2 separate regions of the Homo sapiens genome follow, and region 1 is linked to region 2. A link is a contact called in ENCODE Hi-C or POLR2A ChIA-PET data. All regions are on one chromosome and are shown on one strand. Each heading gives the region's core, a stretch centred on a gene start or an enhancer-like site at or near the end of the contact. The rest is flanking DNA. Distances are from core to core; before and after follow the strand shown. Region 1 holds the start of KIAA1549. Region 2 holds the start of UBN2 (ubinuclein 2).

Region 1 (3,940 bases), core at 638-3,137, 250 kb after region 2:
TTGGCCTCCCAAAGTGCTGGGATTATAGGCGTGAGCCACCGCGCATGGCCGAGGGAGGCTTTTTTCTCTGACACCAACGGGTCTAGTGTAGATGGCAGCTTGCAGGAGGCTGAGGCCAAATCTGAAGATGGAACCTCTTCACGGGCGGAATGCATGCTCTGGCTCAAACCAACGATTGTCTACTGAGGGCTTACTGGGGCTATGAGAAATCCTAAGCAGGATAGCACCATATTTGAATTTCATATTAATTTATTGGAGGTGGGGTGGGGGCTGTGTGTGCAAAGCATAAATTCATAAAAGATAAAACAACACAACAGGACAAGACCATTCAAGAGTTGCACGAAGGCAGTGGTTTGTGGTCAAATGTGCTGTTATAGAGAGTTCAGAGAATAAAGATAAGTGTGTGAATAAGAGGTCCCAGATCTATGGCCATGGTGTCCTGGGACCAGACATATCTGGGCAGTTTCTCTTAGGTACTTACCTGGGTGTGCACGCAGAACCCTCTTTGGGAGACAGGAGCAGTTACTGTAATAAACATAGGGGCTGTATGATGGGGGGTTACAATAACGTGTAAAAACACCAGGAACATCAACAAAAGCTTTTTTTAACCTTTATTCTCATTTTCCTTGAAACTACCAGGTTTCAAGTACCCACCTGTAAGGACCAGGTGTGTACCTACAGAAGAGTGCCCCTGTCCTATTCTTAGGAAGAACTATTCGCCAAGGGCAAGGAGTCCAGAAGAGTTGGAGCTGCAAGGCTGGGCAGCCCCTTCAAGGGCTGGGCCTGGCAGGGGAACCCGACTGAATAGCCGCGAGGATCCCTCTGCCAGTGTAATGATTCACCTTTTCCGCTGTCTGCCATAGTTTTTCTGCACGAGATAGTGTCCCCCACACACACCGTTAATATCTGCTTGATGCAACAATGCCAGTGGGATGCAACGATTCAAAACTTCCAATTCCTCCTCCCTAGACCCTGAAGCCACGGGGCGTCTTCAGAGTGACGTGCCTGGCACACAGTAGGTACTTGACAGATGTCAACTCCCTTCTTCCCGTTCCTCATTCCCCCCGCGGACTCCAACCCTCAAACGCTCTCTGGGCATTCTCTCCACCTCTCAGGAGCGCCACTTTCCCTAAAACGGCCTGGCCTTGCGGGTCTCCCCAGCTCCACGCCCATTCGCTTCAGCAGCCGCCTGCTCAAGGCCTGCTAAGTGCAGGGTCCCGCGGGCCTCCCAGGCCCTGAGCGCAGGGTCGCTTCCCGAAGACCCGCAGAGGTGGCCGCACCTTCTTAAGGCAGGAAGGCGGGGGAGAGCTGCGTGCGCTCTGCTCGCCCCTGCCTTGCACGCTGAGCTCTAGCGCAGGAGCCCGACTTTGTCTGGCTTTGTCCCCTCCGCGGCCCCGAGGCTGTCCTGAGAGCGCGGCGCCCCACACACCTGCTGCCCGCAAGGAGTCGGCGGGAGAGGAGGAGCGAGGGAGGCGAGAGGACCCCTCCCCCGGCTTGCCGGCCTACCCTGATCCGGGCGCCCCGGGGAACGCGCGGCGGGACCCGGGGTTGGGTGCGGGTCGGGGCGGCACCGCCCGGCCCAGGCCCCCCGAGCCCCTCGCGCTCCCTCCGGAAGGCGGGTCCTGGGGGAGGGCTGGGCCGCGCCGCCTCGCCGCCCTTGCCGCCTCTGCCGCGCCGAGCCCCGCGCACGCTGCCCCGGCCGCCCCGCAGGCAGGCAGGCAGGCAGGCAGGCAGGCGTCCGGCCGGCCGGGAGGGGGTGCTCGCCGTCCCGCGCCCGGGCCCGCGCGTTGCCGGGCAGCGGCTCCGAGGCTCCGAAGGGGGCGGAGCGGCAAGGCGGGCGTGCGGCTGGCGCCCCTGTCCTCGGTTCCGGCCCGGCCCGCCCCCGCCTCTCCGGCCTCCCTCCGCGCCGGTGCGCGGCGCCCCGTCCCAGCCGCAGCCGCAGCGGCCGCCCCTCCCGGACCCGAGAGCCGCTGAGCCGCGAGGCCGGGCCGGGGCGCCGGCCGGGAATGCCGGGGGCGCGGCGCCGACGCCGAGGCGCGGCCATGGAGGGGAAGCCCCGCGCCGGGGTCGCGCTGGCCCCGGGGCCGAGCGGCCGACGGCCTTCCGCCCGCTGCGCCCGCCGCCGCCGCCCGGGGCTGCTGCTTCCTGGCCTCTGGCTGCTGCTGCTGGCCCGGCCGGCCTCGTGCGCCCCAGGTAAGCTCCGCCGAGACCCTCGGAACGCGGCCGCGACCCCGCCTGCCTTTATCGCTGCTGTTTTCAAAACCCCGGCTTTCCCCGCCCATCCTCTTTTATTCTCCAGCTCCCTCGCCGTCCTTTCTGGAAGATGCTTTGCCATTCTTCTGGGGCCCAACAAATAAAGGCACGGGGGAAATAAATAATTAAAACGAACAAGCGAGCGGCTTCTGGCCGGTCTTGCTAAGGGGTCTGCAAAGCTGTTCTCTTGTCCATGGAACCCGAAGCGGGTCTGGTGGCTTCATCTCAGAATGTGCCTGGTTTTTCCTGCAGAATGCAGGCACCGGCGTGCTTTTTTGTCAAGGCTGTATGATGTGGCATATCGAATGTTTTGAGATACTTTATTGTCGGGGCGAAGAGGTGGATTCGAGGTGTGCTTTAAAAGAGTATTGCATTACCGGGACAAGCCCAGCGTCCCCCAGATGCGGGCAGGCCGGCCGTGTCCCCCCGTACAGCAGGACACAAAGAACATTCAAAGAAAACCTCTTGGAAAGCGCCCTGGCCACGGATCTTTCCAGGGAAATAGCTATTGGTATTACTTCTGCAAGGCATTATTAGTACAATGGAGTGTGAAAATATTTTGATTCTTAAGTGTCTGGGCATGAAAGGAGTAAGGGCTGTTTTTATAACAGATGCAATTTAGTGACTGTTCATCAGTATGGAATGAAGAGGCATGATTTATGAAGAAGCATAAGGGTTTTGTTGTGGAAGAAATGATTTAATTCCTATTGCTTCTCCAAAATGTTTATTTGTCCACCCTGAGCCTGTACACAGGATGGTCTGGAAACCGTCTCTGAGCTGACACTGCAGGCCAGCGATTGCCCCTGCACAGGCACTTGACCACTTTGAGGCGGAAAAGGAAAGGTGGAAGGAGCAGCTAGGGGTGGAGAGCTGCTGCACACAGAACAAAAACCAGAAAGCCGTGAACGCTGCTCCGAATCCTCCTTTCTCGTGGGAGCAGGGCCAAAGGGCTACTCAGTGGCTGGGAGGAATTGGAACACATTTGAAGGTGTCCCTTGGACCTGTGAGAATTATAACCAGTGCCCTAGAGGGGATGGTACAATAGAAGCACAGGGAGGACTTCAGGGATCATGGAACAGGTCCACTCTGCTTACCAAAGAGGAAACTAAGGCAGAGAAGTGCCTTGCTCAAGGTCACAGTCATCACTTTCCCTGCCTCCCACCCCCGCTCTTGGCCCATAGACATATCCACACCTGAAGCCTCTGCAGAGATTTCCCATAGCTGGGTGGAACCAGGGTTGGGGTGACAGAATGAGTCTCTTTTAGGCAGTATACAGCTAGTGCAAACACCTTACTCTAACCTAGGACCTCCCGTCTCAGTCCTGCTCCTGCGAGTTCCAGCCCTGTGTGTCCAGAGGAGAAGAGATCATTGTCAAGGGTCTCTTGGCTTTAGTCAACAAAGAGAGCCCATCTGATACTCGTGGATTCATCTGTCATAAGACACAGCAGATAAATGGTTTCCATCTCCTGAGTGCTTTTTGTGTGCCAGATGTTGAATTTTATATACACGATCCAATCACGTTGTGAGTTAGGCATAGTTATCCCCATTTTACAGATGAGGAAACTAAGGCTTTGAGTTTAGGTTGGTTTGGCTTCAGACTCTATGACATGCTTCCTTTCTGTGCCTGATGGCTTCCCCATATGAATGTGGCCATCTGGGTGTACTGCAGAGGTTGTGGAGAATATAA
Region 2 (3,835 bases), core at 250-2,749:
ATATCCTTCTATAAACTAATGATAGTACACTTAAATAATATGACGGGTAGGTGTCAAATAAAACAGGAGACACCTTCCCATTCAATTACAATATGAACGAACTCCACAAAAAAGGAAAGCTAAAAAGGTTTTCCAATACCAACACGAGAGAAAAATTAGTAACCAGATTAACTAACCCACTTCTCCATTCCTAAAGTGGGATCCTTAGTCTCTGAAAACCTTTAATTATTCTTAAATTCCCTTCGATTAAGAAAAATATCACAGGCACGCAAGCACACCTCAGCAGCCACGGCGCCCAGCAAAACAAACAGTGATGAGGATGAGGATGATACGAGAGGGGTTACACAATCTCTGCTTCAGACTGGGGGGCGTGTCCCCCAAGGTTTTCTCTTCCTTTCTACTGGAACGACAGCTGTAGCGCCACAGGGAGAACCCAGCCACACGGCCTGCAGGGCCCCAGGATTTTGTGTGGGGAGCAGAAAGGAAAGAAGGAAAATCTGAGGTTCCGAAAGGTGCACAAGAAAACGAGCTCGGCGCGGCGTTGGGAGCGAGTGCCGGGGGTTTGGGGATTCGGCGCAGCCGGGTGAGAGCCTCGGCCACCCTGGGGAGTGGAGAAAGCAGCGCTCACCGCCCCGTCCACCCGCTCGGCCCCGGCCCCCCGCACCCCACCCTCGGGGCGACCCGGACGCGCTCGGTGGGCGTCCCAAGGTGCAAACCAGCTGGGGAAGGCGGCGGGTCCTGAGGCTCCCGGGGTCTGGGGCAGGAGGGAAGAATCTTCTGTACCCGTTGTTCTCCGCACAGCAGCAGCTCCGGGTAACTGAACTCCACGCAGCTCTCGTCGGTGGGGTCCTTAAGCACCAGCTCCAGGCGCACCGTCTCCCTCGGCGGCCGCGGCGGCTGCTCAGCCCGGGAAGCCGACTCCCGCGGCGGGGGCGGCTGCAAGGGCAGCGGCGGGAACGGCGGCGGCGGCTCGGGCCGCGGGGGCTCCCGCTGCAGCGACATGGGCGGCTCGGCGCGGCTGACCTCGCGCTGGGGGAGCGGCTTCTCCCGCGACGGGGGCTGCGCGTCCGAGCGGGGGGCAGGCTCCCGCGGGGCCGGCGGCTCCGCCCGGGCCGGCTCGCGGTACGGCTGCGGCTCCAGCCGGGGGGGCTCGCGGGGGTACTCGGGCTCACGCTCGGGCCCCGGGTACTCGGCCTCGCGCCGCCGCACCGGTGACAAGCTAATGAACGCTACTCTGCGCGGCTCCGCCATCCCCACTGTTCTGGCCCTCCGCTTTTGCTCGAGCCGGCGCTCGCTTCTACGGCGCGCTGCGTGCCTGCCCGCCCTTCCTCTTGCTCTCTGTCGCTTTTCTTCCCTCCACCACCCTCAGCCGTCTCCGCCGGCGCCACGGTGAGTGCGGACCGTGTCCCCTTCCCCGCTACTACGTTCTGATGGGCTTCACCGCCATCGCCAGGGTCGCCGCGGCCGCCATGTTGGATCCCCCACATAAATAGAAGCAGGCCGCTGAGCGGGCGCATGCGCACAGAGGAGACGCTCGCGTCCACTGTCGTGGCTGTTGCTCAGTTTTCCTCTTTTCCTCCCAACAGTCTGGAGTCCAGACAGGTCGGCGGAAGTGACGACATGGCTCGGCCTGTTTCCGTGGAAACGGAGACGCCGTCTGCACCCTTCCTCAAAGGGAGGGTTCTGGGGTTTCCCGAGCAGTTTACTATTCGCACCCGGAAACCAGAGGCGCTCCAGGAGCTTCCCGGGGCTAGCATCGGGATGGGACTGAGACCGACCTAGCCATTGGCGCCGGGTCTCCCGTGCTGGGTTCAAGGGAATTGGGGTTGTTAGCTGATTATTCAAGGCGGACTCTGGGCAAGGGTAGAGAGACGCGCCAGCCGTTGTGCCTGCCCGCCCTGTGTCCCCGTAGCCTTAAGTATCGAGGGAAAAAAGGAAGTGCCCAGCTTCAGCCAGACTAGCCCCAGCGGCTTCCCTCCCGAAAGCGCAGGCCTCCCCTTCCTCGACCTACTCCGGTTTCCCTCGCCCGGCCGCAGTGGGCGTTGCGTGGGGCAGGGTCATTAAATGTTCAATAACGCTTTGCAGTTGGAAAATTAACAAGCAGATGAGGAGTTCTGGGCTCATTCAGAAGGCCTAAACTGCTGAAATCATAGAAAACTTCTTAAGAGGGTTTAGTGGTATTTCAGGAAACGTACTGTTTATGAGAATGCTAAAGGACCCATTTCAGGATGGGGAAGGAATTGATTGGGCACGCCCCATAGGCTCACTTGTAATTAATTAATTGGAAGTCGGGTTTAAAAGGATAAGAATTACTGGCCATTTTAATCCATTGAATAAAAAGTAAATTTGAGGGCTCGCCCTTCACATCCTGAAGGGAATCCAAGCCTTCTGTTAATTGCATTAACTATTGAAAGCTCTTTTATTAAGTCAGTGTGACGTCATTGACAAATTCTGAGAGGGTTCCGTTTTTTCCTCTCCTGTTATTACTTTCCCTACTTGGACGAAGATGGTGATGAAATCTATGATTCCAAAGGTCTCTCCCAGCTCTAAAACCCTATCTTTTCTACTCGGCGCCATGTTTTACCTACATTATCTCCTTCCCTATTGCTCCTTTTCTGATTCTGAATTCGGGTCTCATTTTTAGATTGCCTTAGTGATACTTAAATGACCTTTCTGCCTTCAGTCTCTGTTCCCACCAGTCTTGAGACGGGGTCATATTAATGTCTCTAAAAGAGTTTTTATTATATCGTTCTCTGTTCTGGCTGCAACTTACCTACAAACTGAGTTCTATGTATGTATACTCATATTCAATATCCTCCACAATTTAGCTCAGAGACTGCAAACTGGTGGTCTGTGGGCCAAATCCTTCTACAGGTGTGTTACTTATCCAACATTATCTTCTAACTTCTCACCCACTGAGTTTTCCAACTTTTTGATCCATAACCCACAGTAAGACATTTTACACTGTAACCTAGAATATACACCCATATATACATAACACATATGTGCATATGTGAAATATAAGTTTCACAATACTTACCTACTGCTTAGGATAAAGTAAAAGCAACAGACGCAACAGAGTTAATTTAATATAAAATATTTTATAATACAGTGTAGAAAAAAATGTTAACATCATATAGAAGCAAATTAGGAAAGATTTTATTTAATGCCATGGAAGTTCTTGCCTGATCATAGGTTTATTGCACTCCAGAATTCATTAGGACAGTGGTACATGAACATCTGATCCACTGTGGTGCCTGATCTTTTTCTTCTTCTAAACTGATCAAAATTGAAAACCCTAGTTCAGATATATAGGCAGTCATGAATAGTAATAATGCGTATGCATGTTCTGCATAGTAATAAATTCTTCTTTAATCTTAGTCTGACATCATGATAAATTGCATACCCGACAATCATTTCTCTGTGTAAATGAAGTACTAAGCTGTAATAATTTATTCTCTTCATAAAATACCAAGTTTAATCAAGTTAATTATTTAAATCAATAAAAATGATCTGGTTCACCCTATTAACTGCCCAACAAACTGTTTGAAAACTATATATTCTTTGTTAAAGGGTAGATTACAAGAAATGTTTTCCATGTTCTTAATTTAAAAAACAAGATTCTGATATAATGAACCTAAATCAAAATTCACAAATGGTGGCTGAAATCCTGTGAGAGTACAACATAAATCCATAGTTATTGTGCATAAACAATTCAAAATTAGTTTATAAAGGGAACGTCAACAAGTCCTATAACCACCACACCTTATTACTAATGGGTTCCACCACACTTCACCCAGGCACAGCAGATATAAACATCTGACAGACTGCTCAG

Evidence for each region. A loop is a pair of places that touch in the nucleus more often than their neighbours do. ChIA-PET counts read pairs that join two places held with the same protein, here RNA polymerase II (POLR2A). Pooled maps may share reads with other maps.
Region 1: a loop to region 2 is called in a map of endothelial cell of umbilical vein, with 20 times the contacts of the local background. The contact joins the promoter of KIAA1549 here to the promoter of UBN2 in region 2. A Hi-C loop is called at or near these places in 2 of 168 maps with a recorded cell type or tissue (B cell and endothelial cell of umbilical vein), 2 of 37 single-sample maps with no recorded cell type and 8 of 50 pooled maps. POLR2A ChIA-PET finds 5 or more read pairs at or near these places in 4 of 52 experiments (A673, H1, PC-9 and 1 more).

Annotation. Positions count from the first base shown.
Region 1 is chr7:138,979,336-138,983,275 of GRCh38, reverse strand. KIAA1549 reads left to right here and starts at 1,887. Exons shown (of 20, transcript NM_001164665.2): 1 at 1,887-2,193. The coding sequence starts at 2,007. RefSeq lists enhancers at 1,110-1,459, 2,082-2,968 and silencers at 1,440-1,569, 1,590-1,969, 2,010-2,139, 2,979-3,273.
Region 2 is chr7:139,228,901-139,232,735 of GRCh38, reverse strand. UBN2 (ubinuclein 2) reads right to left here and starts at 1,499. Exons shown (of 18, transcript NM_173569.4): 1 at 784-1,499. The coding sequence starts at 1,251. RefSeq lists silencers at 283-542, 489-708, 919-1,168 and enhancers at 1,339-1,478, 1,559-1,718.